Linked DNA regions of Homo sapiens: region 2 is linked to region 1. A link is a contact called in ENCODE Hi-C or POLR2A ChIA-PET data. All regions are on one chromosome and are shown on one strand. Each heading gives the region's core, a stretch centred on a gene start or an enhancer-like site at or near the end of the contact. The rest is flanking DNA. Distances are from core to core; before and after follow the strand shown.

The links. A loop is a pair of places that touch in the nucleus more often than their neighbours do. ChIA-PET counts read pairs that join two places held with the same protein, here RNA polymerase II (POLR2A). Pooled maps may share reads with other maps.
Region 2: a pooled map shows a loop between it and region 1 (3-fold over the local background). The contact joins two enhancer-like sites. A Hi-C loop is called at or near these places in 1 of 50 pooled maps. POLR2A ChIA-PET finds 5 or more read pairs at or near these places in 2 of 52 experiments (PC-9 and activated CD4-positive, alpha-beta T cell).

What each region holds. Positions count from the first base shown.
Region 1 is chr7:2,861,587-2,865,501 of GRCh38, forward strand. No RefSeq gene overlaps it. Among named protein-coding and RNA genes, the nearest start is that of GNA12, 19 kb to the left of the region's middle. RefSeq lists enhancers at 828-1,474, 2,123-2,252 and a silencer at 3,030-3,109. Within about 2 kb of position 2,210, at least 39 of the 41 ENCODE cell types and tissues checked have a DNase peak (open chromatin) inside an H3K27ac peak, as active enhancers do; they include PC-9, where a contact is called at or near this core.
Region 2 is chr7:4,710,744-4,714,658 of GRCh38, forward strand. The region is part of intron 1 of FOXK1 (forkhead box K1); the gene reads left to right. Among named protein-coding and RNA genes, the nearest start is that of FOXK1, 30 kb to the left of the region's middle. RefSeq lists an enhancer at 525-1,057. Within about 2 kb of position 2,073, at least 11 of the 41 ENCODE cell types and tissues checked have a DNase peak (open chromatin) inside an H3K27ac peak, as active enhancers do; they include PC-9, where a contact is called at or near this core.

The DNA.
Region 1 (3,915 bases), core at 960-3,459:
CTGGATGCTCAAGTCCCTAATATAAAATGGTGTAGTATTTGCATATAACCTACGCACATCCTTCTGTACACTTTAGATAATCTCTAGATTACTTGTAATACCTAATTCAATGTAAATGCTGTTCCAGACCAGCCTGGGCAACATAGTGAGACCCCATCTCCACTAAAGAAAAATTTACAAAAAAAAAAAAAAGATAATGGCCGGGTGTGGTGGCTTACCCCTGTAATTCCAGCACTGTGGGAGGTCGAGGCAGGCAGAGCACTTGAGGTCAGGAGTTTGAGACCAGCCTGGCCAACATGGCGAAACTCTGTCTCTAATAAAAATACAAAATAATTAGCCAAGCGTGGAGGCATGTGCCATCACAGAGTGATACCCTGTCTTAAAAAAAAAAAAAAAGAAAGAAAAAGAAAAATTGAGCCAGCCACGGTGGTGCTCACCTGTAATCCCAGCTACTTGGGAGGCTGAGGTGGGAGGATCACTTGAACCTGGGAGGCGGAGGCTGCAATGAGCTGAGATCGCACCAATGTACTCCAGTCTGGGCAACAGAGCAACGCTTGGTCTCGAAAATAAATAAATCAATAAATATAGTTGTTAGATTGTATTTTTAAGGTGTTTATTTTTTATTGTTGTATTGTTATTTTAAGAAATATTTTCCATCCCTGGGTGATTGAATCCATAGATGCAGAACAAGCAGCTATGAGGGGCTGAGAGTGTGTGTGTGTGTGTGTGTGTGTGTGTGTATACATAATTTATTAATTACATATAAAAAAATCTCCTACTGGTTTTGTTTCTCTGGAGAACCCCCAACTAATACAGTACTAGTTATGCCTCTCCCAGCTAAGGTCCCAGGAAGTACAATTCTACCCATTACCCTTAAGACATCACAGATGATCGGTCAGTACTAATAAGTGCTGTACGGTTATTGGACAGATTCGAGTTAACGTATGGAGAACAGGCAGGGTGCAAAGTGCATCCTGGCGTAGACCCCAGCTCTGCCAGGCACTAGCTCTGTAGGCTCTTGAACAACTTCCTTACCTCCCTGTGCCTTGTTTTCTTTTTTTTTTTTTCCCGAGACGGAGTCTCTCTCTGTTGCCCAGGCTGGAGTGCAGTGGCAGGATCTTGGCTCACCACAACCTCCACCTCCCGGGTTTGAGCAATTCCCCTGCCTCAGCCTCCTGAGTAGCTGGGATTACAGTTGTGTGCCATCACGCCTGGCTAATTTTTGTATTTTTAGTAGAGACGGGGTTTCACTATGTTGGCCAGGCTGGTCTCGAACTCCTTACCTCACAATGCGCCCTCCTCGGCCTCCCAAAGTGCTGGGATTATAAGTGTGCGCCACCGCACCCGGCCCTTGGTTTTCTATTCTGTAAAACGGAAGTGACCCGGTGGAGATAAAGGGGTAAATGCAGAGAATGAACTCAGAACATGCCGGTCGCCTTGGCAGTGCTCGCTAAGTGTTTGCATTTTTTTCCCTCCCTGTAACCGCTAGACCACCACGGAACTTGCATTTTTTGCTACTGGATGACAGGTCTTCCTCCTCTCCCAGGGTGGCTGTCTGGCAGGTTTCCCCACTTCCTGCAGTCTTCTCTGCCCTAGGGGACCAGTAGCCATGTTTCTGCCCCAACAAGTAACCTCCTTGCCCTGTCCTGGCTCCCGGGATCCTTCCTCTGGTGGTCTGCACGGGCCACGGCGCTCAGGGTGCCGCAGCGGCAAAGTGGGCAGTGGTCGCCCGTGTTCCAGGGAAGGAGGAGGGTGAGGGCGCCTGACCTCAGAGACCCCCAGAAGGTATCTGTGGGGGCACAGATGACCAGGAGCCCTGGAGTTAGTTCCATTTGCTGGCTGTGACCTTGGAAAGCCAGCAATGATTCAGGACCGGCTGCACAATTTGTGCAAAATGAAAATGTGGGGCCTCTTGTCCAAAAAGTATTACGAATTTCAAAACAGCCACAGCAGAGCACCACGCCGAGCAAGGGCCCTTCTCAGTACAGACCCTGAGCCTCCCGAGAGTGTGAGTGCTGGGGAAATCTGGGGAAAGAGGCCAAGGCTGTCCAGAGCCGAGCCCCTCCCTGGGGATTGTGTCTGGGGCCCGCAAACTCCCCAGGCGGAGGGAAGAGCCAGTCCTCCGGAGACGCTGGGCACCGAGCCTCCTCCAGGCCCGGAGAACGAGCCTGTAGCCTGTCGCTGTTTGCTGAGGGCCCTGACCTCTGTGGGAACACACAGGAAGTGGTTCATTTTCTCCCCACCAGTGACTCACTCCCGTCAGCCCTGCCCTTTCCAATCTCTGCTTCCTGTCCCTTAGCCTCAGCTTGGGTAATTCTGGGCAATAGAAAGGCCAGTCTGGTTGAGTCTGAAACTGCCATCTCACATGCAATTTCGCACTCATCTTGTCCCCCACTGAAGGGCTGGCTTAGCCTTGGCCGGAGAGCCCTGGAGAAGGAGGGGAGAGGTCGGGGGGACTGGCTGCGGTCCTTCCTCTTTCTCCTGGCTTCTGGGGTTGGGAGGGGAAGAGGAGGAAGAGGAGGAGGAGGAGAAGGTCTGGAGTGTCGGCACAATAGTAATATCAATAACAATAGCAGCTAATATTTACTGCAAGTGGTTCTCTGGGTCTGGAGATGCTCCAAGCACTTTTCTGACCGTAAGTTATGGCATTAAGTTTTGTAACTAGGAGGTAGGTCCTGTAATAAGGTCCTGTTGTAATTCCCATTTTTCTCTGTTGAGGAAACAGGCTGAGACAAGGTAGGTAATGTGCCCAAGGCCACAAAATTAGGAGGTGGCAGAGTCAGGATTGGAACCCAAGGTCTTCCTGATTCCACATCCGTTGCCCAGTCACTCCACTGCCTCACTTTCGCAAGAGTCCATATAAAGTTCCTGAGGTTGGGGCCTGGGACCTGTGGCAAGGTAAGTGTCCAGGGATTCAGCTAAGATGAGGCTTACACTTTTTTTTTTTTTGATAGAGTCTCTCTCTGTTGCCCAGGCTGGAGTGCAGTGGCAAGATCTCAGCTCACTACAACCTCTGCCTCCTAGGTTCAAATGATTCTCCCACCTCAGCCTCCCGAGTAGTTGTGACTACAGGCATGTGCCACCACGCTTGGCTAATTTTTCTATTTTTTGGTAGAGACGGGGTTTCACTGTCGGCCAGGCTGGTCTCAAACTCCTGACCTCAAGTTATCACCCCGCCTCGGCCTCCTGAAGTGTTGGGATTACAGGCGTGAGCCACTGCGCCCGGCCTGAGATGAAGCTTATTGAGGGTACTGAGAAAGATTTTTGACTCAATTTCTGAACCTTGTGAATTCTCACAGCACTTAACAGTAAGGAATTATCTGATATTTACATGCTTGTTATCTGCTTTCCTCATTAGGATGCAAACTTCATAAAACCATTTTGTTCATCTCTTCCTGATACCTGGTATGCGCTCACTAAATGCTTGGGAACGTGAATGAATGAATGAAACGTCTTCTGACGTGATCCTTGTATCTACATCTCCTTGCTGCGGCCAAGTCTCAGGTGCACCCTGAGCTCAGTGGTGGTCTTGCCTTTGCCCAGAGTGGGATGGGGTCCAGGTGGGGTGTCCCAAGCAGCCTGAAGAACATGACTCGAAATTCCCATCTGTGACCACCAGGTGTCGCTCATGCCACACAAGGAAACCCATAGATGGCCTCTGCTGAATTAGGGGTGCAGCGGGTGGGGAAATCTCATCTGTGACCACAGATGAGTTATCCAGGCTGCCATTTGTTCTCATTAGGTCCTGGATTTCCTCCTCAGAACCAGACAGATGTGATCAGCATTGTGGGCCGAGGGCCGGCACCTCCCCACCTCCCCGGCTATGGGTAGCTGTAGGGTGTCAGGGAGGGGATGCTGGGGTTCAGGCCCCGGATTCCATCCAGCTGCAGCCGTGTCACTGCCACTCCTCCTGCC
Region 2 (3,915 bases), core at 823-3,322, 1.8 Mb after region 1:
CCCCAGCGGTGCAGGTTCTGGGCTGGTCTGCACGGGCCACGATACTGTTCATAGAAGCTGAGCTCAGCTGGAGCCACCAGTTCCCACCACTGAGAATTACAGCCATTCCACGTCGTGGATTTTTCCCATTTGTTTTCAGCTTGTTGTGACTCTTGTTCCTTCTCCTCGTCTGTGTAGTTCCTTCTGGGTAGAGATGTGTCTGTCCGCATTACCTGTCGACACCGTCCTAGCCACTGGGTTCTGGGAAGCCCCATCACGGTGCCTGAGCTTCACGGAGTTGCAGAGCAGCCTGGCTTTAGAGAACGCTTAGAGAAGATGGAGATGGATGGAGACGGCTGTCCATCAGCTGTGCAGGGCCAAGCTGGGCCTGGATCCTACTTAGTCTCTCTGACTTCTTCTACTCAAGCATGATGTCCGTTCCTGATGCCTTGCCCCGGGCAGCATGTGCCCAGCTCTGTTCAGGAAGCGTTGTGCTGGTGTGCCCTCCTGGGTCCCGACACCTGGGGGTGTTTTCACAGGGTGGGAAGGCTGAGTGTCCTGGGAAGCGTCCATGGGATGTATCAGTCAGGGAGGCTGGGCGCAGTAATAAACACGCCCAGAGTGGAAGGGCTTCCTGTGAGAGGGTGTGGCAGTCCGGGGGTGGGTCCCAGCCAGCCGCCAGCTCTCCCTGGAGTGATTCCTGGATGTTGAGGAGGGAGAGATCTGGAGTTAAGGAAGATGTGACTTTCTCAGTGGCCCTCAGACGTCTTGGCAAGTGAAGAGTGTGAAGAGGTGTGCCCCATCCCATGGCCACTGGAGAACTGGCAGAAGCTCCTAGAGCAGTTGGATGGGGAGATCAGAGTGGGTCTCAAGAGTGCCACTCCTCGGCATTGTGTGGATGGGCGGTAGTGAGAATAATTACTAAGGGCGTCATACCCTCTCGTATCTGCATCACCCATAAGGGGTGGGCAGTGGTGCTGCCGTGTCTTGTCAGGAGGCCAGCTCTGTGTCACCCACCAGGCTGGGCTCAGCCACAAGTCGGCAACGTAGTGCCTCCAGGGCAGATGCCACGGACCGTAGAGAAGCAACGCAAGGTCAGAGAGAAAAGATTGCGGCCGGCCGGTGTCAAGGCGGGGGACCTGTGAGCTGGGCCTGGAGCTGAGGCAGAACTTGATGGACTATGACTCAAGGTTGAGATGGGGCAGGGACTCCGGGGGAGGGGCAGAGGGCAGGTGCCGCCGAGCAGGAGGGAGGACGCGGCAGGTCACAGAGCCCACCAAGTCCGAAGCTGGAAGTTCAGATTCTTTGATATTCAGAGGTGGATCATCTGTGCTTTTTTTTTTTTATCAGTCTCTCACTTTTTATCCATCATCTAATTGTGACAGCTTATTTGCCTTTATACCATAAGATGGGGAGTAGGGTTGAGATGAAATCCAAGCATCGTTTCCCTTCCCCGATGGTCGCCTCCCTGGGGTGAGACGTTCGACGTGTCAGACTTCACCAAGAGCATCTCCCGCCTCGGTGCAGTAATGGACTTGGAAACGATTTACTCCGGCACTTGGTTCCTGTCTCCATAAATGCGGCTGCTTTAAAGGGAATGTAAAAAGGGCTGTAAATTGGTATTGATTGCCGGTGGTCTTGAAGAACCCCAACTGAGGATTGACCGTTCCTTGGAGTGAAGGCTCCGCATTCAGACGCCTTTCGCCTTACGTCATCATAATTGAGAAGGGAAAGGAGACGTGTTAGTTTCAGTCTGATTATTTACCATCAAGGCATAAACACTTCTCAGAGGCAGCTGAACCCATTTGTCCTGCCCCGCGCGCTTATTTGAGAAGGAACACGGAGAGTTGTTAGAATCAAACCACCGCTCTCTGAATTCTGGGTGTATTATTGCAGTCTCGAAAAGACTGGTCATGTTTGTCTTTAAGTGTACCAGCGATCAGGCTTCTCATTTTACACCTCAAGGGTTTCCGATCCTCTTACCTCGCTCATCTGTTGCCCTCTCAGATAGGAGATACTTGGTTCTGTTTATGCTGCAGAGTGTGTTCAAATCCGTTTATGATTAAATACTGCTCAAACAGCCAGGGCAGGGTTTATTGACACACAGCGGCGTGATGAGGATGGAGTGGTAGGGGATGAATCATTGCTCTCTGTTCTGTTTATTTCCAGTTGACAAGAGGTGACATTTATTTTTAAATCGTGCTCAGAGCTCTGTGACTTCTGCAGAACTCCAAACGAGATTTCATTTTTAAAATACATTAAAGAGGGGCGATAATGACCAGTGCCAGCAAAGGGGGCATGCCTTCTTCCTGGCCCCCTTAGGCCGATAACTCCACATCTGGAGCTCATAGATAACTTTGGTTCAGGTCATTTAATCCAAGTACATTTGTGGCTTGAAAAAAGAATTCTTTTCCTGCCCTATTAATTTGCTAGTTACTTACATTTTGAAATAGTCAACAAAGTTCATAGCTGTGGTCACAGCCCATTGTGTAATTTTAAAGTCGTTGAAAATTATTATTTCTTTTCTGTACTGATCGTAACAGTGCTCTGTGCCAGGCCCCAAGCTAGGCTCTGGGGTTGGGGCGGGCTGGGATTCCCGCTCACTGAGATTCCCGCTCACTGGGATTCCCGCTCACTGGGCTTGGTGTCGCGGAAAAAACGAAGGCAGAGAAAGAATTAGACCACGGTGCAGCCACTGCAGCTTCTGGGCCGGGAAAGCCCTGCGAGGTCAGCTCCCTAAACAAGAGAATTTGCATAACCACCGTGTTTTTTTTTTTGTTTTTTTTTTGAGGCGGAGTCTTGCTCTGTCGCCAGGCTGGAGTGCAGTGGCGCGATCTCGGCTCACCACAACCTCCCCCTCCTGGGTGCAAGTGATTCTCCTGCCTTAGCCTCCCGAGTTGCTGGGATTACAAGCACGTGCCACCACGCCCAGCTAATTTTTGTAATGTTAGTAGAGACAGGGTTTCACTGTGTTGGTCAGGCTGGTCTCCGACTCCTGACCTCGTGATCTGCCCGCCTTGGCCGCTCAAAGTGTTGGGATTACAGGCGTGAGCCACCGCACCCAGCCCCGTGTTTTCTTTTGAGTTTTTTCTTTTTTTCTTTTTTTCTTTTCTTTTTTTGGAGACAGAGTTTTGCTCTTGTTGCCCAGGCTGGAGTGCAGTGGCGTAGTCTTGGCTCACTGCAACCTCCACCTCCCGAGTTCACGTGATTTCTCCTGCCTCAGCCTCCCAAGTAGCTGGGATTACAAGCATGCGCCACCACGTCCGGCTAATTTTTTGTATTTAGTAGAGACGAGGTTTCACTGTGTTGGTCAGGCTGGTCTTGAACTCCTGACCTCGGGTGATCCACCCACCTCAGCTTCCCAGAGTGCTGGGATTACAGATGTCAGCCACTGTGCCCAGCCTCTTGATTTCTTACCCATCTTTAAGATGGTTTTTAAAGTTGTCTATTTTTGAGCCCTGAAAACTGGCCCGTAACTCCCAAATCTTGTCACCTTTACAAGACAGAACAAGGAGAGAACAGAGATCATCTTTTCATGTTGACCCTATTTTCACTGTGTGTGTCTGTTTGTTTGTTGAGACAGTCTCGCTGTGTCACCCAGGCTGGAGTGCAATGGCGCGATCTCAGCTCACTGCAGCCTCCACTTCTGGGGTTCAAGTGATTCTCTTGCCTCAGCCTCCCGAGTAGCTGGGATTACAGGCGTGTGCCCCCATGCCCGGCTAATTTTTGTTTAGTAGAGACCGGGTTTCGCCACATTGCCCAAGCTGGTCTCCAACTCCTGAGCTCAAGCTATCCGCCCACCTCCGCCTCCCAGAGTGTTGGGATTACGGGCGTGAGCCACCAGCCTGGCCCCTCTTTTCACTTTGAAAGGAAAAGTTTAGGTTTAAAGACATTACTTTTGTGTGTCAAAGTAGGAGTGCGTGCTTGCTTTGCTTT